2 separate regions of the Homo sapiens genome follow, and region 2 is linked to region 1. The links are chromatin loops, found by intact Hi-C in ENCODE. Cell type or tissue: MCF 10A. All regions are shown on one strand. Links, peaks and the distances in the headings refer to the core of each region. The heading gives the core; the rest is flanking DNA.

Region 1 (12,892 bases), core at 2,317-10,316:
GCATGTATTATCAAGCTATGGTATTCAGATTTATTTTATCATTTAAATGATCATTTCCAAATTTTGTATACTAAAAACTCAGATATAGAAGTCCCTGAGTGAATCTGTACACAGAAAGGCTTAGACACAAATACCAAATTAATTGTCATGCCAGGCTGGGCACAGTGGCTCATGCTTATGATTTCAGCTACTAAGGAGGCTGAGTTGGAGGATCGCTTGAGCCTGGGAGGTGGAGGTTGCAGTAAACTGAGATTGCACCACTGCACTCCAGCCTGGGTGACAGAGGGAGACCTTTCTCAATAAATAAATAACATAAAATATAAATTGTCATACCTGGGTGTTGGGATGGCTGGGTTTTCTAGTCTCTGTTATAAAAAGGTTACATTTTATTTGAAGAAAACAAAGTATCCACATGATGGCACTATAACCTACAAAATAAGAGGTTGTCAATTTATGAAGACCAAGAACTTGGTAAATTCTACTTAGAGTACTTACTACTCTAAAATGCTGAAAGGAAATTGCCTAAAGAATGTGCTGAAAAATGGCTGGGCTCATGCGTGTGAAATCTCAGCAATTTGAGAGGCCAAGGCAGGCAGATTGCTTGAGCTCAGGAGTTCGAGACCAGCCTGGGTGACATGGTGGAAACCCCCTCTACGAAAAATACAAAAATTAGCCTGGCATGGTGATGCACACCCGTAGTCCCAGCTACTCGGGAGGCTGTAGTGGGAGGACTGCTTGAGCCCAGGAGGTTGAGACTGCAGCGAGCCAAGATCATGCCACTGCAATCCAGCCTGGGCCATAGAGTAAGAGATCCTGTCTCAAAAAAACAACAAAAAAAAGAATGCTGAAAAATAAGGCATTTTATATACAAGGTAATATGGATATAATTCCCTTATGTTTTATAGAGACTTACTGGCTAATCCTTCATATCCCTTTCTAAGTTCATTTTTCCATGATTTATTTAATAACAGTATCTTAGTCCTAGTGTGAGCACATGACCATGTTGGGAGCTACTTAACGCATTCCCCATAATGTCATGTCTTCCTATAGGCGATTCTAGCAGGCAATTCAGGAGCTATTAGAGAAAGAGTGTTAACTGAGACAAATGCCATCCATGGAGTTTATATTCTGGCCGGAAGATAGGCTTTATTTATTTATTTTTTTGGGATGGAGTCTCACTCACTCTGTCGCCCAGGCTGGAGTGCTGTGGCGCGATCTCAGCTCACTGCAACCCCCGCCTCACAGGCTCAATTGATTCTCCTGCCTCAGCCTCCCAAGTAGCAGCAACTATAGGCACACCATCACGCCCAGCTGATTTTTTGTATTTTTAGTAGAGATGGGGTTTCGCCATGTTGGCCAGGCTGTATGATATGCACTGTATTAAAACCTTTATGTTATTAGCTAATGTATTCTTCTTCACAAACACTTTATGCAGTACTAGGATCCCTGTTCTACAGCTAAAGAAAACTAGGCTGAGAGAGGCGCTAAGGCCACAGAACAAAAATGTGGCATGGAGCCCTTTTCCAATATGAAATATATTGACAATAACAATCTTCCTCTTTTCCTCATGCCTTTCTTCTCCCTTAATGAGGCATGGTGGCACATGTCTGTAGTTCCAGCTACTTAGCCAGCTGAGGTGGGAGGATTGCTTGAGCCCGGGAGGTCGAGGCTACAGTGAACCATGATCGCACTACTGTACTCCAGCCTAGGTGACAGAGTAAGACCCTGTCTCAAAAAAAAAAAAAAAAATAAAAATTAGTTTAGTTTAACGACTGCAATCTTATAGTTTTAAATAATTCAGGAGCTTGGGTTTTTATTATAATATCCTTTAGTGATAGTTTTAAGTAGTTTCCTGAGTACACAGCACATCAGATTTAGAGGTTTAAGTTTACCAAACTCAAAAACCAAAAGCACGTAAACACACATACACAATGGTATTTCCCATGTTGGAACACAGAACTGTTAACTCTCTAATAGAATGAAACATTTTTTGCCAAATGGCAAATCAAAGACATCATAAATCAAGCACATATTATACTTACTTGTTTTTACCTTTCTCATATATTTAAATTGGGCACACTATCTTTGTAAGTCTCAAATCCTAAAGTTTGAATAGAAACGGCCTGCATAGAAATGCTTTTAAGGTGAATCAATTTTCTAGTTTTTCTCTGTATTAAATTAGTAAAATAAAATAGGATAGTCATTTGAAAAATGCTAAATCTTGAGATCTGTGGTCTAGTAGAAAGAGTACAGGGTTAAAAGTTACAACTTCAGGGTTATAGTCCTAATATTACTATCTACTAGCCAAAGGACGTTTTGAAACCTCTCAGCCTCTACTTTCTAATTTATAAAACAAAGGGGTTTATTTTGACTTCTAAGTTCTCAGATTTCACACAAGTCAACAAACAAACTTGGCCAAGTCATAAAATAATAATTATAGTTTACATTTATTTAATGCTTATTTTGTGCCAGGCACAATGTTCTATATACTTTACATGTATTAATTTAATTCATGTAACTTGTGAGGCAGGTAGTAATAATATCCTTATTTTATTTTATTTTATTTATTTATTTTTTTGAGCTAGAGTCTTGCTCCATGGCCCAGGCTGGAGTGCAGTGGCACAATCTTGGCTCACTGCAACCTCCACCCCCTGGGTTCAAGTGGTTCTCATGCCTCGGGCTCTTAAGTAGCTGGGATTACAGGCATGCGCCACCATGCCCAGCTTATTTTTGTATTTTTAGTAGAGATGGGGTTTTGCCATATTAGCCAGGCTGTTTGTTCTCAAACTCCTCACCTCAAGTGATCTGCTCACCTCAGCCTCCCAATGTGCTAGAATTATAGGCGTGGGCCACTGTGCCTGGCCAATATCCCCATTTTAGAGAACCCATCTATATAAAAAAATTAAAAAAATTAGCCAGGCATGGTGGTGCACACCTGTAGTCCTAGCTACTCAGGAGGCTGAGGTGGGAGGATTGCTTGAGCCTGGGAGGTCAAGACTGCAGTGAGCTGTGACGGCACCACTGCACTCCAGCCAGGGTGACAGAGTGAGATCCGATCTACAAACAAGCAAAACATAACAAAAAACAAAACAAAACAAAACAAAGGACTTCATGCCAAACTTAGTTACACTCTGTCAGCTAATAACATCTCACTGGTGTTTCTGCTTCAATTAAAATGTCATTTATTTTTAAAATATATAAAGCATTCTTGCAGTACACAATTCAAGAGGCCACCAAAGATAATTCACAGTCTCCTTTCACTTCTGTTCCTTAAGTTTCAGTCCCTCCTAGTCACTGTAGATTTTCTAAGAGAAATCACATCACCAGAGCTGTATCTAAGGAAAATGAATCAGACAGAAATACTTAGGATGAACTATAATGGAAGTACCAGATGGGTAATAGTGGGAATAAAAAAAAAAGGGATGGATGCAAGTTTCTACAGGCAAAAGCAACAGGACTTAGCATTTAGCATAGGGCCTGGAACATAGCAGGCACTTCAAAATATTTTCTATGTGGCTCCTGAATGACATGAGTAGAAGAATGACCAAAATCGTTTCAAGGTGTAGAGGCAGGATGACAAGGAGCTGAAAAGTGCCATTAACATTGCTAAAACAACAATAAAAAATCAAGATTCAGGTATGAAAGGGGAAGAAGACAAGACATGTAGTTTTGAACCTATGAGTTGGAAATGCTCATGGGCCATGTAAGTGAGAACTGTCAGGTGTTTGGAAATGTGACCTGGTGCTAATGAATGAAGTTGGAAGCTTTGGGTATAAATTTTAGAATTATCTTTCAAAAAAATTGGGTATGATTAGATAACTAAAGAAAATACTGTTTGAGGACAGTATAGAAGATGATGTCCAAGGACAGAAAATTAGTAACTGTCTACATTAGGGAGACAAAGATGAGTGAAACCATGAGAGCCAAGTATCATGAAAATTCAGGAGGGAGACTATGTTAAGAAAGTGGCAGGCTTATGCCTGTAATCCCAACACTTTGGGAAGCCGAGGTGGGAGGATCGCTTTAGACTAGGTACTTGAAGCTGAATGAGCTATGATTGCACCACTGTACTCTAACCTGGGTGACAGAGCGAGACTCTGCCTCTAAGTAAATACATTTAAAAAATAAGGCAGTAGTCATTGGTAGTATCTGATGAGGAAAATAGGTCAAGTAGAATGAAAAATGAGAAAAAGTGGTCAGATTTAGTCATCAGAAAGGCGACAGACAAGTGCAATGGCTCATGCCTATAATCCCAGCACTTTCAGAGGCTAAGGTGGAAGGATTGCTTAAGCCCAGGAGTTCCAGACTAGCCTGGACAAGAGACTCCATGTCTACATATAAAAATAAAAATTAAATTAAAAAAAAAAGAGACGGAAGAGGGCAAAAATTTGGCAGGAAATAACAAACAAATGGGTGGTGAAGAAGTGAATACAACCCCTGCCTTGCCTTCTTCTCTTGAGAAATCTGAAGGTGAGGGGATGGCAAGGGATGGAACAGTAAGCAAATGGGCAAAAAATGAAATGTAAATGTGCAACCCGGAATTGGCAACTCTGTGGCCTTCCTTATAGGGCTAGCAGTGCCAACAGTTTTCAAGAGGCACGATACTAACACATTTGTAGGGAAAGGAGCCAAGAGGACGAAAAAGGCTGTAGGTATGACTCTTGGTAATTGAGCAAGATCTGATATGGGAAAGAAATGACATCTAACTTACAGTTGGATTCGGAGAGGAAAAAGAGGTGCTCCTCCCGACCCAGAAAGGGAGGGAAAGTTTAAGATATTTTGAAGTGAGGAGGGAATATAAGGGTGTGACTGACAGCCCGTATTTTCTCAGAAAAGTAGGTGACCTAGTTGTCCCTCCCCAACAGAGAATTAACTATCACCTAGGTGAGGAGCCCCAAAAGCTAGACACTGGACTAACGTAAACATGAGTAGGTTTTTAAGTATTTATCTTATGGCAGATATTTTTTAAAATCTACAATAATCCTAACAGGTAGGTACTATTTTTCTTCCCATTTAAAAACCTTATGCTTCCCCTAAGAGGATATGACACTTGCCCACAGCTAACAAGCATACATTTAAACCCAGATCCAACTGCATGGTTTTTAAGTCTATTACATCTTACAGCAAGGGTATAGCAGAGGCCATGAACTGATGGGCTTGTAAGTATGTGTATCTCACCTCCAGTATTGATCTTTGTAAAAAAACAGATGAACAAAAAAATATGGTTTGTGCTTTCTGAACTTTATAATTAAGACTACATACATATGGGAGTAAAATACTGGCAAGAAAGGAAACCGTAGAGCAAATACTTTGCAAATAAGAAATTGCCATTCCTTTGATTCTTTTTGATTCATATGAACTCCTGTTACAGAGACAATTGTTGTGGATACATTCCCTTTGACCTACGAAAATTAGATTTGAACAAAGGTTCAGATTGGATTTAGATTAAGTCCTGCTCAGTGAAAATTATGAAAACACTCTGACACTACAGTAACTGATATGAAATAATAAATCCTCACTTAACATTGTCAATAGCTTCTTAGAAACTGGTTTTCAGTGAAACAACGTACAATGAAACCGATTTTTGTTATCATCAATATTATAACGAAATGAAAACAACACTGAATGAAAATTTTTTTGTGGACCTGCTGTAAGTTGTTTGGCTTAAAGCCATGATTTCTAAGAACCTATCGTTAAGTGAGGACCTACTGTACTCTATAACCATGCTGCTATTCTTTATTCCTGATATCCCATTACTTTTTTTATTTTTGAGATGGAGCCTCGCTCTGTCACCCAGACTGGAGTGCAGTGGAACGATCTCAGCTCACTGCAGCCTTGACCTCCCAGGTTCAAGCGATTCTCCTGCCTCAGCCTCCCAACTAGCTGGGACTACAGGCGTCTGCCACCACTCCTAGCTAATTTTTGTATTTTTAGTAGAGATGGGGTTTCACCATGTTGGCCAGGCTGCTCCTGACCTCAGGTGATCTGCCCATGTCTGCCTCCCAAAATGCTGGGATTACAGGCGTGAGCCCCCGGCCGACCTTTCTAATCTAAAAAAAAAAAAAGAGATGAAGTCTCACTGTGTTCCCTAGGCTGGTCTCCTGGGCTCAAGCGATCCTCCCACCTTGGCCTCCCGAAGTGTTGGGATTACAGGCCCGAGCCAGCGGGCCCAGCATGCGGACCATTTCCAGTCAAATACTGGGATAAACTGCAATAAATGACCCTAAGAAGCAGGTGAATTGTCTCAGGAGCTCAAGCTTCTTTTGGAGAAGGACTCAACCAGCTGTGACTGGCTGTGAATATGGAGGAAAAGGGCCACTAGTCAAGGTATGTAGATAGCTTTTAGAAGTCAGAAGAAGCACGCCTGCAGTCCCAGCTACTCAGGAGGCTGAGGCCGGAGGATCGCTTGAGCCTGGGGAGATAGAGGTTGCAGAGAGCCGAGACCACGCCACTGCAGCCCAGCCTGGACAGAGGTGAGACGCTCGCGGACCTTAGCTTGGGGTTGGCGGCGTTAGGAAGAAACCGACCTCGAGACCCTGAAGACCTGACAACAGCCGTTACTCTGGCTGACAAGTCATTGGATTTCTGGCGCACGCGCGGCGCGGCACGGGCAGCTTCCGGTTTCCAGCCTTGCCCCCGCCCCTACCTTCCGCCCCACCTCCAGGCTAGTTCCTCCTCTTGGCCCCGCCCCCTGACCTTCCTTCTCCCTATCCCTAGGCCCCGCCCCCTGACCCGCACCTTCCCGCCGCCCCTCCCCGGTTCCATTTCATTGTTGGATTGTGGCGCTTCACTCCTGCTGGCGGCCGGCAGGGGGCGGAGTTCGAGCCTGGATTTTTTTCCTCGGGGCCTCCCCCGGGAGGCCGTCCCGGCGTGGGGGAGGGGAGGACGGGGCGGGAGGACGCGGTTCGGTCGGCTGCAGCGCTACTTTTGGTCCGGGGTCGGCAGGGAGGCCGCGGCTACCGCATCACAGCTGACGTGAGGACTACGTGGGGCCGCTGCCGGCTCCGGGTTGCTGGGCGGCGGCGCCGCTGCTGAGCGGCGGTCGGGCTCGCCGTCTCCACCTCCTCGCGTCCGTAATCAGTGACGAGGTCCGCTACGTAAATCCCTTTGCGGCGGGTAAGTGGTGCGTCGGCTCCGGCCCCGAGACCCAGCAGCGGGCGACGCGGCGCAGGAGGTGGAGGTGGAGGCAGGAGGCGGAGCGGAGCCGGGTGCGGTGGAGCAGCAGAGGCCGAGCGGAGCCGTGGGCGGCGGGCCGGGACCCCGGGGCCGGGCCAAGGACTGGCGGGGCAGCCGCGAGTTCACCTGACGCGGCCCCTCGCTCGGCGCCCCCGAGGCCGCCGGCTCGCCGCCCCACGCCCGCTTCGTGCGCTCAGCTGCCCCGGGACCCGCCTGCCTCCTCGCGAACTTGGGACGAGTTGGAAAATCCTCCCTGAGAGAGCCGTGCGGCTCAGGGGAGCGGTTTAACTCGGAAAAGGAAAAGGAATCCAGAAGTAAGGACCTCGGATTTGAGTGCCCCCAGCGCCTCTGCCCCACTTTACGAGCGCAGTTTAGACGAAAGCGGACGCAGCCCGTTTTCCCCCAAAACCTGGGCCGGAGGGCCTCGCAGCTGAGTCATTCGGTCCCGGGCGCGGGCAGTCTCCGGAGTGGGAAGGGCAGAGCCGCGACCGCTCTCGGAAGGCGCATTTTCCCTTCTGCCTGAGTCTTGCCTTTTTAGGGCCATCTGGTAAGGTTTCCAGAGCCTGTTGAATCTGGGGAATAAACACATTATTAAACATACTTTTTTTTTTTGAGACGGAGTCTTGCTGTTACCCAGGCTGGAATGCAGGGGCATGATCTCGGCTCACTGCAGCCTCTGCCTCCTGGGTTCAAGCGATTCTCTTGCCTCAGCCTCCCGAGTAGCTGGGATTACAGGCATGCGCCACCACGCCTGCTAATTTTTGTATTTTTAGTAGAGATGGGGTTTTACCATGTTGGTCAGGCTGGTCTCGAACTCCTGACCTTCCACCCACCTCGGCCTCCCAAAGTGCTGGGATTACAGGCGTGAGCCGCCGCGCCTGGCCTCAGCATGTTTCTTGATCCTGTTGCGTTTTATTTGTATATCAGATACCTGAGTTTGAAATCACTTAGGGGTTTCCTGCATGCTGCTCAGTGAAGCAGCGGTGAGTTTGTAATCACATTTTAAGAAATTGGGACTTACAGGGCCAGTCTCAAAGTGTCACTGAAATTGAAAGAGCTCCTTTAACACTGTGGCTTACGTACGTGACTCAGTTTCCTTTCTACTTAATTTGCCGGGCAGATGAGGGTGTACCTTTCCCTTGAAACAAAGATCTAGATTGAACAGTGAGAGGTCCGCTGTGAACATTGCATCAGATTACATGAATAAACCACGCTGTTTTTTATTTGTTGTTTTTTTGTTTTTTGCTTTGAGCGCCACGTTTTTTTCCTAGTCTTTTTTTTTTTTTTTTTGAGACGGGGTCTCGCTCTGTCGCCCAGGCTGGAGTGCAGTGGTCCGCTCTCAGCTCACTGCAAGCTCCGCCTCCTGGGTTCACGCCATTCTCCTGCCTCAGCCTCCTGAGTAGCTGGGACTACAGGCGCCCGCCACCACGCCTGGCTAATTTTTTGTATTTTTAGTAGAAACGGGGTTTCACAGTGTTAGCCAGGATGGTCTCGATCTCCTGACCTCGTGATCCGCCCGCGTCGGCCTCCCAAAGTGCTGGGATTACAGGCATGAGCCACCGCTCCCGGCCTTTTTTTCCTAGTCTTGATTCTTTTTTTGGATAAACTTTCCCTTCCTAAGTCATAGTAGTCTTAAAGTCTTTCAATCTAAAGTAATTTTTTTCCCAAAGGAAGGCAAATTGCACACAATATGTTTTGGCCAATAAATGCTAAGTATTAAAACTGATGTTTAAAGAACTATGTATTGATCCCAACACAGCTTTAACAAATATATTAAAATGGTTTTGATCCTGAATGAGTAAACACTTAAAGCATTGTCAGTATTCACACAACTTTGGCGAATCTGTAAATAGATGAATATAACACTTACTTTCCCAGTGAATTGGTGATGGATATGGAATCATTTTGGTGATTGCGAAGTTGTAATTACGGTGATGTTTTGTGTACATATTTTGGTGACAGTATATGAATAAATTTTTATTGAATGCGTAAACATAGGACATTTTTATTTTTAGTCTTTTTGTTTTTGCATTGTCCCTGAAAGTTAATGAAATTTACTTCTTCTTCCTGAATTTTAAACTCTGGAATCCATAGTTAATAGGCTGTATTCCAGTTTCCTACTCAGGTGAGTCACTGCCTAATCAAAATACAAAATCTTGCTTAGGGTTATGACCATTTCATGAAAAGTAGGGAAGAGTTTTGAATTATTAACATATATAAGGAATCCTGACTGAATCTTTACCAACATAGACATATATTTCTGATCCTTTTTCTCCCAAGTTGTATTCCCTGCAAATTAAGTATTGGGCCAGAAGATTGAGCTAGGTTTATTGTTTAAGTGGATGTTCTTACTGAAAAGCTCTCAAATGTCCTGTTCCTTTTAGATAGACTTCTTAAAATAAAACTGAACAGTGCAAACACTTAATAGCTGAACGATTGAGAGACGTTATTTTTTAGAGCAGTTTTACAACCATTGATATTTTTATATTTCCTTACCAACATTGATTGATAAGGAAATAAGCCTGAAATACCGAATTTTATTGTTTCTACTTAAGTAAATGGATGGATTCCATATGTAAAAGTCAGCTTTGAAAATAGTTATTATTGTACATTGAATACAGTTTTGATATTATCAACACAGGAACTTAAAAATCCAGTTTAGGCCGGGCATGGTGGCTCACGCCTGTAATCCCAGCATTTTGGGAGGCTGAGGCAGGCGGATCGCCTGAGGTCAGGAGTTCAAGACCAGCCTAACCAACATGAAGAAACCCCGTCTCTACTAAAAATACAAAATTAGCCGGGCATGGTGGCCCATGCCTGTAATTGTGGCTACTTGGGAGGCTGAGACTGGAGAATTGCTTGAACCCCGGAGGCGGAGGGTGCAGTGAGCCAAGATCAAGCCATTGCATTCCAGCCTGGGCAACAAGAGCCAAACTCAGTCTCAAAAAAAAAAAAAAAAAAAAAAATTTTTTTTGGAAAAATGTATCTCATTACACAATAGGTAGAAATGAACATTTTAAATAATTATGTTAATAATCTCCTTTTAGACAATACATTTTAAATGTCTTTTGCAATGGGAACTCCACAATAAAGACTGTGCTGTTCTTAAGAATAAATGCTTTTACTCATAGGTTTTCATTTTCTGATACTGTATATCCAGTAGAGAATAAGCAAGAACAAAGAAGAAAACCTAAGGATATCATTAGTGGAAATTTTTCTTGATACTACTTATGGAAATGCCTTAAGTCTTACTGCACTGAATAATGATGTTTTGTTCAATGATGGACCACATATATCCCATAAGATTATAATGGAGCTGAAGAATTCCTGTTACCTAGTTATGTCCTAGCTGTCCTAATGTCAGAGGGCAGAGTATTACCTTTTCTATGTTTAGGTATGTTTAGACACACAAATACATTCCACTGTGTTCTAATCGTCTGCAGTATATAGTACAGTAACATGCTGTACAGGTTTTGTAGCCTAGGAGCAACAGGCTATCCCATTTGGCATAGGTGTGTAGTCGGTTGTGCCATCTAGGTTTGTTTAAGAGCAGTTTACAATGTTCGCAGAATGAAGTTGCCTAATATTTCTAAGAATGTATCCCCATTATTAAGTGAAGCATAACTAATTCAGTTATAGCAAGGTTTACAAAGTAAAATGATATCTATTTGCACATTTCATGACAGGCCTTCCTAGGAGTGATAGAGGAAATTACTGGCAACGTGTGTGTGAAGTAGTTTTTATAAGTAGAGGAAATGCATAGGCTATAAAACTATATGGTAGTTTTGCTTAAAGACTGCTTAAATAACCATCTCGTTGGTCAGGAAGGATGCTTACCTCTAAGAAAACCTTACTAGCAACTCATCCTCTTGTCAGACTTTTTTGAAGCCTCTCAGATCTCCACAAATGAGAAACATCTTTGTGCATGTTTTCTAAACAGTAGTATAACCAGGCCATTTAAATATCAAGATACTAATAAAATCCTGTGAACGTTTAAGAGTGGAGCTAATGTGATGCTAATATTTTCCCTGAGAATTTCACAAAATAAACTCAGTGTCTTTAAAGTTATCTTAGTAAAGGTTTTTTTTTGTGTGTTTTTTTAAACATAGCAGACTTAAATCATCCAACTTAGAATAGCAAAATAGCAGATAGTTTTGTTTATATTCTTAATCTCAATTTTTTTATTGATAGCACAAAAAATGATTTTTTTTTGGCTTAGAAATGTTTTTAACTGGAATTTATATCTTAGCACTGATTATGGTGAAAGTATCCACTTTGGAATTATGACAACTGTATCACACATAAAGACCCACATTACTGAATATGGGTGCTTGGAATGTTTTTACTCTTAAAATTTCTGGAGGAGTAAAATTAGGCATGTTTCTGCACTTAGAAAGATACAGGTTTTGTTCAGATGTGTAAGATAGGACCAATCTAGGTAAGTAAAATAATGGTAAAATTCTTTTTTCTGATCTTAAGCTAATTCAGGTAGTTTATCTCCTTTGTCAGATTTACTATCTAGTAGTTAATACATTTATACTTAATACGTAGATATGTGTTTTCAGATGTACTTAATGTGCAGTAAAGAAGCATGCTATTGAAAACAAAACAAAACAACCTTACAGTGATTCTAGTCAAGCAAGTAACTCCTTCAAAAGTTTAAAAATTTGGTTTCACATTGGCCGGGTGCGGTGGCTCACGCCTGTAATCCCAGTGCTTTGGGAGGCCGAGGCGGGCAAATCAGGAGACCAGCCTGACCAAACATGGTGAAACCCCGTCTCTACTAAAAATACAAAAATTAGCTGGGCATGGTGGCTCGCGCGTGTAATCCCAGCTACTCAGGAGACTGAGGCAGGAGAATCGCTTGAACCCGGGAGTTGGAGGTTGCAGTGAGCCGAGATCGTGCTACTGCACTCCATCCTGGGTGATAGAGCGAGACTTGAGTCTCAAAAAAAAAAAAAAAAGAAAAAAAAATTGGTTTCACATGAAGTGGTGGTGGCGGGGGAGGGAGGTGTTTGAAAGGATGGAGACAGGCCATGATTATTTGAATTTCACTTTTCATTTCCTCCTCAGCAGCCCATTCTGTAGTTCATTTACTGTGAAATGGCCAAAAGCAGGCAGCATGTGGGAAATGAATTGAAAAAGAGACACTTACTGAATAGCTAGTCCTTTAGTGATTTTAGTAAAGAGTTAAGATTACTTAAATAATAACAGGTGTCTCAGGCAATTAAATTGGAGTAGCCGTGAATCTATATTAGAGAGCCTCGTGAATTTATGTATAATTCATGTTTGAAATATTAAAGACATTTACAAGTGTTTGGAATATTTATTTACGAGTATCCCTCTTGGCTATTCTGTTTTTACATGAAAGCGTAAAGATTATTTTTTGAAAGTTACTGTTACTTTGCTTCATAAAGAGTATAAGACCAATGGTGTAATTTCATGGTACTGCTTTCTCCCATTGTTTTTCCTGTACTCATCTTCCCCTAAAATGCATAACCATAGTCTCATCCCCGTCAATTGCAGCTATATGGCTGTTTGGAATTATTTCTCTTATAACTAGTCCCACCTTCTCTTAATTTTTTAATCGACTTGGTTGAGAAGGACCAACTTTACAATATGAGCTTCATATTCTCCTTTATCTTTCAAACTTTATTGCTCTTGCTACTTAAATTACAGTTAACCTATGGATATCTACTTTTGCAAAGAACTAAAA
Region 2 (12,892 bases), core at 2,473-10,472, 1.7 Mb after region 1:
TTCATTGTCTTTAAAAACCTAACGATTTATGTGTGTCATCTTCAATTTCTTTCTTCAGTGTTTTGTGGTTTTCCTTGTAGAGGCTTTTCACCTCTTTGTTTAAATTTATTCGTAGGTTTTGTTTGTTTGTTTGTTTAAATAAGATTACTTTGGGCTTTTTAATTTGTCTTTTGTAGCTATTGTAAGCAGGATTACCTTCTTGATTTCTTTCTCAGATTATTATTGGGTTATAGAAATGCTACTGAATTTGTAGGTAGATTTTGTATCCTGAAACTTGACTGAATTCATTTGTAAAATCTAAGCTTTTTTGATGGGAGTTTCTAGGTTTTTCCAGATAAGATTGCATCATCAGCTATGTAGGCATTGCGTTTTTTAATTTTATGTGAATAATATTTATTTGGATTTATATATGTTTACCATTTGCTTTGCTCTCTATTCCGCCTTACATCTCAGACCTTCCTTCCAAGTTTCTTTCTTTCTGAAATACCTCATTCAGTATTTCTGGTAGTGTTTGTGTGTGGATGATAAACACACTCAGTTTTACTATTCCACCATGTTCTCATTTGTATTGCTCTTATAGAGAAGCATGCTTTCAGTCCAATTGTTCCTCTGTAAGCAATTTATCTTTTTCTTTTGTATTTTTATAATATATTTTCTTATTTTGGATTCGGCACTTTCATTAAAATGTGTTCAGGTGTATATATTTTTAAATTTATGCTACTTAATATAGGTTGAATTTTCTTTACCTGTGACTTTTTTTGGCGGGGAACTGGAGTCTTACTCAGTTGCCCAGACTGGAGTGCAGTGGCGTGATCTCGGCTCACTGCAACCTCCACCTCCTGGTTGAAGTGATTCTCCTGCCTCAGCCTCCCGAGTAATTGGGATTATAGGCACCCGCCATCACGCCTGGCTAATTTTTGTATTTTTGTAGAGACAGGGTTTCACCATGTTGGCCAAGCTGGTCAAGAACTCCTGACCTCAAGTGATCAGCCAGCCTCGGCCTCCCAAACTGCTGGGATTACAGGCGTGAGCCACTGCGCCCAGCCTACCTGTGACTTTTTTTTAGTTCAGAAAATTCTCAGGCATTTTCTTTTTCACATTGTCTGACTTCCATTCTATTTGCCTTCTCATTCTGGGAGACATACTAGCCCTTCTCATTCTCTCCTTCATAGCCCTTAATCTGTCTTTCATCTCTCTACCATCTCTTTGACCATTTGTGCTGTATTCTGGATACTGTCTTTAGATATAAAATCGGTTCACTAATTCTCTATCAAGTAGAATCTAATCTGCTATTTATCCAACCACCAAGTTATCCATTTCAACTTTTATTTTTTATTTCTAGAAATTGTGTTTCTAGAAATAAACCTTATCTGACTGAATAGTTCTTGTTGTTGATGGTTTCTCACTCTTGAAAATTATAGTTTTCAAAAAAACATTTACTACATGGTTATTTATATTCTCTACCTAATATTTCCAATATATGGAGTATTTAGAGTTCTAAATCTGCTGTTTGTTGCTTCTGCCTTCTTTCACACACAGTGGTACTTTTCCTTGTGTTGGGGATCGGTGGGTGGCTCATATTTAGTTAATCCTAATCCATGGAGTTGAGAGGTGACACATTTGGAAATGCTTTCCAACAGACAGCATTTGCATGCTTTGAGCTCTATTGCCTAATCTATGTAAGGAGAATAATGACATTTTTTTTCCACTTAAAAGAATCTAATTGGCCAGATGTGGTGGCTCACGCCTGTAATCCCAGCACTCTGGGCGGCCGAGGCGGGTGGATCACGAGGTCAGGAGATCAAGACCATCCTGGCTAACACGCTGAAACCCTGTCTCTACTAGCAATACAAAAACAAAATAGCCGGATGGGGTGGCGGATGCCTGTAGTCCCAGCTACTCGGGAGGCTGAGGCAGGAGAATGGCAGGAACCCAGGGGGCGGAGCTTGCAGTGAGCCGAGATCGTGCCACTGCACTCCTGCCTGGGCTGCAGAGCGAGACGACTCCGTCTCAAAAAAAAAAAAAAAAAAAGAAAGGAAGAATCTAATTAAGTTGTTTGTTTTAAAGAACTTCAAAAAGATATACATGACCTGAATGAAAATCTGAACAACATGTAACAATATGTAAGTGTAAGAGGCTATTATTTAAAATTAATATTTTAGAAGAATGATACAGCATCATGCACTTTCTAAATTAGTTCACCAGATTATTCGGTTATTTTATACAAGAGGAACTCAAGTTAATTAATGTAACATCAGTATGATGTGTCTAGGTATGGTTTTCTTTGTATTTATTCCAGTTCAGTTGTGAAGTTCTCCTTGAACTTGTGGATTCTTGCTTTAATTTATATTGCAAATTACTTGGCCACTATTTTTTCAGATATTTTTTCTGACTCATTCTTTTTTCTCATTCCTTTTTTCTTTAGCTCCATGAAAACATGTGCTAAAACTTTTCCCCATGTCTCATGTATCTCTTAGGTGTTTTCTAAATGTTTTGATCTTTTAGGCTTTCTGTATCTCAGTTTAGATTTTTTTTTCTAAGCTATCTTCAACTTGACTAATCTTATTCTTTAACTGTATACAATTTCCTATTAAATTTGCCTACTGAGTTATTAAGTTCAGTTACTGCATGTTCAAAATCCAAAATGTCCATTTGATTCTTTTTAACACTGTAGTTTTCTACATCTCTTTACCTTGGCAAATAATTCCTTCAACATATTAGGCATAGTTATTTTCAAGTCTCTGCAATACATTCTAACACATGAATTTCCTGTGGGTCTGTTTTAGGTTTGTTTCTATTATATATTTTTTTTCTTGGTTTTCAGTTGTGTGAAGTCATGTCCTGATATGATTAAAATTTGGACATGATTAAATCCTGGACATTGATTAAATCCTGGACATTGCATATAAGAAACCATAATATGCAGATCTCAGTAACGTTGTCTTCTTCCAAAGAGAATTTACTGTTACTTCTGGCGAGCAGTTAGAGTAGGGGCAGGTAGCCTCAATGCTAATCAGGGCTGATCCATAGCAGGGCGTTGGAATTTTTTTTTTTTTTTTTTTTTTTTTGAGACAGTCTCGCTCTGTTGCCCAGGCTGGAGTGCAGTGGCGCGATCTCGGCTCACTGCAAGCTCCGCCTTCTGGGTTCACACCATTCTCCTGCCTCCGCCGGAGCTGCGACTACAGACGCCCACCACCACGCTTGGCTAATTTTTTGTATTTTTAGTAGAGACGGGGTTTCACCGTGTTAGCCAGGATGGTCTTGATCTCCTGACCTTGTGATCCGCCCGCCTTGGCCTCCCAAAGTGCTGGGATTACAGGCATGAGCCACCAAGCCCAGCCTCTTTCCTCTTTCTTTCACAATGTATTCGTTGTCTACTCTGTGCTGGTACCTTACATTTATTATCATATTATTTAGTAAAACCCCTCTGAAATTAAAATTACAAACGAGGAAAATAAACATGGAGACTACAAGCAACTCATCGAAATTTGCTTGTGTTCAAATAGGATACCTGAGATTAAAAACCAGAACGTGATTATTTTATTTTCTTTTTTATATTAATTCTCTCTAGTCTTTTTTCTTTTTCACTTTGTCTCTTCTCTCAGTGTTTCAGTCCCTCCTTCCCTTTCCCTTCCTTTTTTTTTTTCCCGTTTCTTTATAACAGTTAAGGAAAAGGTGTGGTCTGAAGACATTTTCAGCCTAGACTCTGACTAGCCAGAATAGCGCATGGGGTGGCCCTGTGATGATCCTCGGGCAGTCTGATGAATCAGGAAAAGGGAGGCCAGATGTGCTACACAGTTCAATGTCTGGCCCACCATCAACCCTTCTCCAGTAAGAGCCGTTTCACATGTCCCTCTCTCTCTCATATCCTACTTTCCCAATTTACCATGTATTTGTCCACTTTTTGCCATCCTCTCTTCGCCTACTTTAGTTTAACTGCCATTATCGTTTGTTTGGAACTACATCAGCCTTCTAAATGTGTCCCCATCTGCAGTTTTGCCCAACCCCAATCCATTCTCCCAACTGCAGTCAAATTAATCTTTCTAAAAGGCAAAACTTGCGTGATGTCACCTGTGTGCCAATTCAGTGGTTTTACGTATCCCTCATGGTAACACTTACCAGGGCCCTGAAGGCACATCACGGCCTACCCCATCTCTCCTGTTACGCTTTCTGCACATTTTCAATAGTGCCCTGTCATCTTCCTAATTGTATTTTGTATTTTTACATACTGTTCTCTCTCTAGAACTGGAAGGTATTTACCTTTTCCTGTTCTATCTTGGGTAATGTCTTCTATTTTTAATACCAACTTAGGCATGACCTCTTCCAAGAAGGTTTTCCTAATAACCAAAGGCAAGATTGGGTAACCTTTCTACAGGCTGCCCTAGATCTCTGTGCAGTCCATATCACCCAGCTCATTGGGTGTTGTCTTCTTTCCCATTTACTTCACTCGTATCTCATTCACCATTATACCTCACAATTAGCATGACATGTAGAGGACCTTCATTGATTGTTTATTTGGTAAATGACTATTAAATGAGTGGTATGAAAATAAATGTGCAGCAAAATACTCATAGTGTGACCTAATTATATGCAAAAAATCTGCAACAAGCACATACATGAACACATACATAAATACAAGAGAATTGGAAGACTATATAGCACACTAGTTATTATAGTTATACTAAAAATATAAGTCAACTGTACCATTCAATCAATCAATCAAATGAAGTAGATTAATCCTGCTCACAATCACATTGGTATCTATACCATATTCTAATTTTACATTACCTGGAGTTTCACATGCTTTTGCATATCACTTTCTGAAGTGGCATTGTACTACTGGGATTTGAGCCTTAATTTGATTTCATAATTTACATTCTACAATTACATGTTAGGTTACTATCATGTTCTTAGCACTTGACTAGGTGCTGCAGTAAAAAGAGATGATTTTACAACTGTTTTTGAATTGCTTGCAAACTTTCGGAGAGAAATAATATTAATAGATAGATAAAATTTAGAATTTTTCTACCAGGAGCTGCATGCAGTTTTATGTAAAATATTAAGAAGTTGGACTTCATATATTTTTAATGCCTCTCCCATTCTGCTTCTGACCCTGCAGCAGTTTCTTCTGATGTAATGTAGATATTTTGGGGCATATAATCCCACACTTAAAAAGAGCCTGAAAGGACTTTAGGGAGGTAATAAACCATTGTTTGCCTGAAGGTCTCCTTCAACATTATCACTAAGTGGCTACATTTTCCAGACTTGAACTCTTTCAGTTACAGGAAGTCAGTGCTTCTCAAGAGTTTCCCACTTTGTGCCTCTCCTGTGTTTTCCAATCACATTGTCAAGAATAAGTGCAATTCTTCTTCCCTTATTGACCAGTGACTGTCTGAAGCTTGCTATTTTGTTACCTCTGAATCTTTGCTTTTTACTGCTATTTAAAAATCCCTGATGTAGACAGGGATTAGTCCATTTATAGGGTTGGCTTTTTGGAATCATATACAAGTGTATTTATCTCCACAATAATTTTTTTCTTCTGGGATTTTTGTCTGTTCTCACTCACAAAAATATTTTATTGGTTTCTAATGATCATATGTAATTGTGTGTGTGTGTGTGTGCACGCGCACACATGAATGTATGAATATTTGTAGTGAGTTTGTGGTAAAAGCATTTTGGAAATATTACATTTTTACTCTATTAATTTGATGACAACGTAATGCAATCCTGTTTATGTTACAATGTGCTATTTGATTTAAAGTTTGAAAAAAGAGGCAATTGGGAACAATTACTCAACAAACTTACTGTGAAAATTGGCTCTTTTTTTCCTATTACTGTGCTTCAGAAATGCTTCTCTTCCTAAGATCCAGTGGAAGTTCAGAAACTGGGAGATAATTGTGTCCTTGGTAGGGACAGAGTGACACCGTGTGGAATAAAACAGAACAGAGCTACCCCATGAGGCAACACATGCTCTCCCCAGAAGAGCACAACTGGAAACAAACCAGCTTTTCAAGTAACTCACCTATTTTTTTCCTAAATTTGCCTTAAATTACTTATTGAAAATGTGAACCAGCAGCAAAGAGAAAAAGCTCACCAAGATGGCACATGCAATTAGAGTGGAATTCATAACATTTTATAAGAAGTATTTTATATTCTACATTAAAAATAAGCTTATTTATTTGCTGTATATCTTATCTTTTAGAAAGATGCTTGTTCATTTAAATGGGCTTACCAAATATTAATCGAATAAAAAATGGTTTGTTATTTGTTTATTCATTATATAAACCATTTCCAAAGAAGAGGTTTCCCTCCCTCCCTTCCTTCCTCCCTCCCTCCCTTCTTTCCTTCCTTCCTTCCTTCTTTCTTTACCTTATGAGGCTCTAAAAAAAAACTTACAACTCAATGGCAATTCAAATGTCTTTAACTCGATTCTTTAAAGAAGAGTGCCTGGAACTAGATAACATGATGAGCCACTGCCATAAACAGCAAAGCTAACAGATGCATACCAATAAGGTTTGCACAATTATTTAATATATTTTGTCATAGTATGAGTCGTTGGAGGAACAAGAGATGTTTGACACAGAAAAGTGTCAATACATTTTAGTTATGTTATGTTTTTATTAACGTTTTCAGGCCTTTAATAAAAAAGAGGGTCGATTTATTCTGTGATTAACAGATAGTACTTATGGGGGTGAAACATTTTAGCAAGTTACAAGAAGTAAATTTTACACACGAAGAAGACCTGTGTGAAATTTAAGTGGTCTGCTCCATCCAATGCCAACTCTAATTAATTGCTAATAGCTGCCTTGAGTACTATGCCTCTAAGGATCTGAGGTCATGTTCTGGCTCAGTGGGTAGTTCTATATTTGAATAGTAAGGCTGGCTTGTGCACAAAGGTGAAGGAATTGGGGCGTATATATCGGGTGTTACCCTTTCTGGCCGAGAGAATACTTGATAGAAATGGGCTTCAGTGGAAAAACTAAGGGACAGAATAGCTTCAGTTTTAGCTTGGCCACGTACATTGTGTAAATTTTCCAAGCCTATTTTCTTCATCTCTAAGCATAGCGCAATAATCTTTATATGGTTGTTATGGACATTTAAGATGTAAAATAACGTGTCTAAAGCAACTAATGCAGAAATGCTTATAAACGATCTTGTGATATGTACTAATAAGTGATAACTATCATTACTCCCTTGTTCTTTTTTTTTTGTTAATTGGGATCATACCTTTAACATACATTTTCTAAAAGTAAATTCTACTTTCTCTTTGAATTACAGTGATTTTCTTGTATGCTTATGGTTATTAGGCATAGGTAAAAATTTTGTAATAAATAAAGATGAAGAGATCTAAGAAGGAAAAATGGAACCACAACATTATAGTATTAGAGAAGCCATCAGAAGAAAGTTTCAAGAGAATGGTCAATATTATAAAATGCTGCAGAGGACCATGAAGGAAAAAGACTAAAATGATGGGGACTTGATAATTGGAAATAACTGATAATCCCAGAGAATGAAATTGCTATTGTGAAATATATGGGAGGTAGAATGTGATTCACCGAGGACATAATGAGTAAGGAGAACATGATATGATAAAATATTAAAAGACTTTTTCCTAGGTTTTCTATCAGAAGCTTTTCTGTTGCACTGGCATGAAGAAGATATTTGGAGAAGAAAATATAAAATAAAATATATGATTAAATTAATTATTTCAGTTACCACACAAAGCTCAGATCAATTCCCCTAATTTTTTGATGAATGCAAAACGATCTATATCTATATGTCTTTTCTGATCTGAAATTGGAAAACATGTTTTTATTAAGAAATTTGTTTTTTTTTTTGAGATGGAGTCTCACTCTGTCACCCAGGCTGGAGTGCAGTGGCGCGATCTCAGCTCACTGCAAGCTCCGCCTCCCGGGTTCATGCCATTCTCCTACCTCAGCCTCCCGAGTAGCTGGGACTACAGGCACCCGCCACCATGCCTGGCTAATATTTTTTGTATTTTTTAGTAGAGACAGGGTTTCACCGTGTTAGCCAGGATGGTTGCGATCTCCTGACCTCAAGATCTGCCCGCCTTGGCCTCCCAAGGTGCTGGGATTACAGGAGTGAGCCACTGCGCCCGGCCAAAAACATTTTTTTAAAAGAACAACTGTAGAGGTGCAGATATTTCTATCAGTTCTCCCGTAATTGCAACTGGCACCTTTTATATGAGAGGAACTCAGGAGAGACTATTTTGAGACCTTATCAGCCTTCCTACAGTTGTGTAATGCTGGAACAATGTGTTTGGGGACCTGCTGTCAGGCACCAGCAATATAGAGGTGGGGAGAGAAAAACAGAAGAAAGTTAAGGGCAGAGTACTTATCGTATGTGCATACTATATTGTTGAAGCTAGGTAGCACAGGGTTGGTATGGAGGGGAAAAGACATTACAAGTGCACTGATACATGTCATCCTTTCTCTTTTCCTTTTTCTCCTTTTTGAGACAGAGTCTCGCTCTGTTGCTCAGGCTTGAGAGCAGTGACACAATCTCGGCTCACTGCAGACTCCACCTCCCAGGTTCAAGTGATTCTCATGCCTCAGCCTCCCACGTCCATTTTATTTATTTTCCAATTTTATTTTTAAGCTTTTATTCAAGTTTTTAGTTTATCATGGTGGAAAGAGAGATAGAAAATAGTTTCAAAGCGAGACCGTGTATGGTGGCTCACGCCTGTAATCCCACCACTTTGGGAGGGTGAGGCGGGCAGATCACCTGAGGTCACGAGTTCGAGACCAGCCTGACCAACATGGTGAAACCCTGTCTCTATTAAAAATACAAAAAAAAAAAAAAAAAATTAGCCGAGCGTGGTGGCACATGCCTGTAATCCCAGCTAGTTGGGAGGCTGAGGCAGGAGAATCGGATGAACCTGGGAGAAGGAGGTTGCAGTGAGCCAAGATCATGCATTGCACTCCAGCCTGGGTGACGAGCAAAACTCCATCTCAAAAAAAAAAAAAAAAATTGTAAATTCTTTAATATCTAAGAGATTTGCTTTCATCTTTGCAAGAAATTTTAGATAATTGTTGATATCATTTTAGTACCCTTTACATAGTGGGGACATACTTATAAAACAAAGACACAGTGAGAAAAATATTAGAATGGTTGATAAGTAACTTACTGTTGCTATCACTAAAATATTCATGATAGTAATTGTTTAATTTACTGAATGTCTTGCACCAGGTCTACTCAGCATCATACAAACATTGTACTTAGAGAATGAATTATTTATTTAATCCTTATAAAATTATTCCGAGACAGATAACAAGTAAGGAAATTGAAGCTCAGCATGGTAGAGAAACTTCCCCATGTTCAGATGGTTTTTAAGTGGTAGTGCTGAGATTCAAACCCACTTCTGTTTGATTCTGAAACACAACTACTGGGCACTGTAATACACTGTGTTCTGGACATGTTATTAATCATGAACAAATAGATTTCAGTAGAAACAGGATTTTTTTTACTTTCTTTTCTTTCTTTCTTTTTTTTTTTTTTGAGACGGAAACTTGCTCTGTTGCCAGGCTGTAGTGCAGTGGTGTGATCTTGGCTCACTGCAACCTCTGCTTCCCGGGTTCAAGCGATTCTCCTACCTCAGCCTCCTGAGTAGCTGGGACTACAGGCGTGCGCCACCATGTCCAGCCAATTTTTGTATTTTTAGTAGAGAGAGGGTTTCACCATGTTAGCCAGGATGGTCTCGATCTCTTGAGCATCTCGTGATCTGCCTGCCTCAGACTCCTAAAGTGCTGAGATTACAGCCGTGAGCCACCGTGCCCAGCCGTTTTTTACCTTTCGAATTAAATCCTAAAATTGGGATTTTTCATTATGTAGTCTAGTTCCTTCATCACACCTCTATGTCAGTGAGTTCCTGGAATCTCCTGCTAGAAAGTTAGTTTACTGAGACTGTCATTAATATGTAATGAATATAATTATTTAAGCCAATACATTTGAAGAATTTAAATTTAACCATACAGTCTTTTAGCAGATAAAGAAAGCAAATTTGATCTCTAAGTTAGTGTGCTCGACATATCGGGAAATTGGAGCCAGGCTAAGCGTAGGGTGCCAGGGCTCCAGGTGTGCAGTCACAGGAGACAGGAGAGACTTGGGAAGCTCCTGGAAGCTGCAGGAGAGCAGGATCGTGGGTATTGCTCACTCTTTCTCTCTGCACCAGGGGGCATTTTCTAATAATGTTTATCACTTCTCTTCTGCCTGGGGTCTCTGAAACATCTTCTCACATTGTGGTCCGAGCTTTGCTCCCACCAGGCAGCACCTATGGTAGATTTCCCTTTGGGTAGATAGCAGCGGCTTCTGGCTCTCGTCATGCTGTTTCCTGTCTGAGTCCTTGCAGCTCTCATCTCTGGACTGCTTCACAACTGAAAGATTGACTCCCCGCTTTTCTACCACCTATGGAAGCAGCTCCCTGAATTAAATTACTTCTGTTGAATGAAATACCTAGTGTGGTTTCAATTTTCATTTTATTTATTTATTTATGTATTTATTTTGAGATGGAGTCTTGCTCTGTCGCTGAGGCTGGAGTGCAGTGGCCTGATCTCGGCTCACTGCAACCTCCGCCTCCCGGGTTCAAGGGATTCTTCTGCCTCAACTTCGCCCGCCACCACGCCCGGCTCATTTTTTGTATTTTTAGTACAGACGGGGTTTCACCGTATTAGCCAGGATGGTCTCGATTTCTTGACCTCGTGATCCACCCGCCTCGGCCGCCCAAAGTGCTGGGATTACAGGCGTGAGCCACTGCGCCCGGCCGGTTTCAATTTTCTTTAATGGATCTTGACAGATACTAAAGCCCTTTCCCAGGTGTTCCCTTTATGTAATGCAGTAATTAAAAGGGCCGTGATCGAAGAAGTATTCAAGTGCACTATACATAGAATGTCCTATGGATAACCTGTGAAGTTACCTATTTTTTTTGCTTAGAATGGTATTACGTCTACAGGGAGTCAATCAGCTGCAGAAAGTGAATGGATCCTTCGAAAGTTTGAGTTGCTATGAAGGGAGACTCTCTGTTCTTCCTTAGTCTCAGAGATAGGAAATAACAATTGCAGCATTAATCTGGACATGTCTTGGGTTTCATATTCCTACACAAATATAATGAAACACCTATTTGGCCGGCATGTAACTTGAGCCTGACTGTAGCGATTAATTTCTGCCTCTGTGTGTTTTAGAGACTTTTGTAGACAAATTAGTAGATGTAAATGAAAGTGGACGGAAATCGTTTGAAATGAGTTGCCTTTAAGTAGTTGTAAAATTAGACTATATAGCTTAGGAGTCCATAAATTTGAAACTACCTAGGCACAGTGCTCAAAATAGGAGCTTGCATTTATTTACAGGTCATAGTTGTGGAACCAAGATTTGTTAAAGTTGCTAAGTTGTTACTTCAAGAGGTAGATGAAGTCTACATACCAGATCTGTATAAACTTTACATTCAAGAGGGTAATCTTAAAATAATTTATCTCTAGCCGGGCGCGGTGGTTCACGCCTGTAATCCTAGCACTTTGGGAGGCCGAGGCAAGCGGATCACGAGATGGTCAAGAGATCGAGACCATCCTGGCTAACACGGTGAAACCCTGTCTCTACTAAAAAAAATACAAAAAAATGAGCCAGGCATGATGGTGGGTGCCTGTAGTCCCAGCTACTCCAGAGGCTGAGGCAGGAGAATGGCGTGAACCCGGGAGGCAGAGCTTGCAGTGAGCCGAGATCGCGCCACTGCACTCCAGCCTGGGTGACAGTGCGAGACTCTGTCTCAAAAAAAAAAATAAATAAATATAATAATAATTTATCTCTACAGATCAAAAATCATGAAAGCATGTATTTTAAACACTCAAAGTTAATGAATGGTTATTAAATACTATAATTCACTTCTGATACTTCCAGCCTGTCCTCTTTCTTATTTTGTCCTTGGTTGGGGGATAGTCTGAGGACAAGGTGTGGGGAACCAAATGTGGAAAAAATTATGAAGAAAAGTTTGGTAAATTTAACTTTTATATAAGTGGGTATATGGAACCTTTTGTTTTTGCCACTTAAGTCATGGAATTTATTCATAAAAAGTAGGTTCTCTATGTTGGGCATGGTGTCTCACACCTGTAATCCCAGCATTTTGGGAGGCTGAGGTGGGCAGATCACTTGAGGTCAAGAGTTTGAGACCAGCCGGGCCAACATGGTGAAACCCCATCTCTACTAAAAATACAAAAATTAGCCCCGGTTGGTGTGGCACACGCTTGTAATTCCAGCTACTTGGGAGGCTAAGGCATAAGAATCACTTGAACCCGGGAGGCAGAGTCTGCAGTGAGTGGAGATCATGGCACTGCACTCCAGCCTGGATGACAGAGCAAAACTCCATCTAAAAAATATATATATAATTTTACGTATATAAAATTTATATATATAAAACAAATTCACAATTCTGAAAACCAGTATGAAATGGAGTATTGACAAGGTTTTGTTTCAACATCACCTGAGCTTTCCATTCTTGACTTTAGTGACCCAGGAATTTCAGTGAAGACATACAAATAGCCTGAAATCTGAGAAAAGTTAATCCTGAATTTAAGCTTAGCCCAAAGAAATTCTATATACTATAGAGGAACAGATGAACTAAATGAATGTTTGCAATTTCTGTTAACAAACGCACATTTGAATTATGTCAGTCTATTAATTCTTCTGCCTTAAATTTGAGTATTTTGATTTTTTTCAAAAATAATATAATCCTCAATAGTAGTTAATAAAGAAAGTCTGAGTTATAGAACTTGTTTTTTAGGGGAAAATTTCTTTCTTTTATTTCAAGCCATCTCCAATTGCCAGAAAAAATAATACTCAGATTTATGTGTTTCTAACTGAATGGTCTCTTTCTGCAATGCCATTC

Evidence for each region. A loop is a pair of places that touch in the nucleus more often than their neighbours do. Peaks named below come from ENCODE experiments on the same cell type or tissue, not always from the same donor. Only the 100,000 strongest peaks of a DNase experiment are listed, where the experiment ranks them.
Region 2: it touches region 1 in a loop (6-fold over the local background); 5 of 110 quality-filtered maps call a loop at or near these places.

Annotation. Positions count from the first base shown.
Region 1 is chr10:35,120,078-35,132,969 of GRCh38, forward strand. It overlaps CREM (cAMP responsive element modulator), which reads left to right and starts at 6,769. Exons shown (of 8, transcript NM_183011.2): 1 at 6,769-7,116. It also overlaps a transcript of CUL2 not described here. RefSeq lists silencers at 6,657-7,176, 7,237-7,376 and an enhancer at 7,737-7,806. In MCF 10A, for the core only: a CTCF peak has its summit at 6,836 (motif pointing right); DNase peaks (open chromatin) are centred at 4,624, 6,724, 7,024 and 7,604.
Region 2 is chr10:36,773,511-36,786,402 of GRCh38, forward strand. No RefSeq gene overlaps it. Among named protein-coding and RNA genes, the nearest start is that of ANKRD30A, 350 kb to the right of the region's middle. In MCF 10A, for the core only: a CTCF peak has its summit at 5,942; a DNase peak (open chromatin) is centred at 5,921.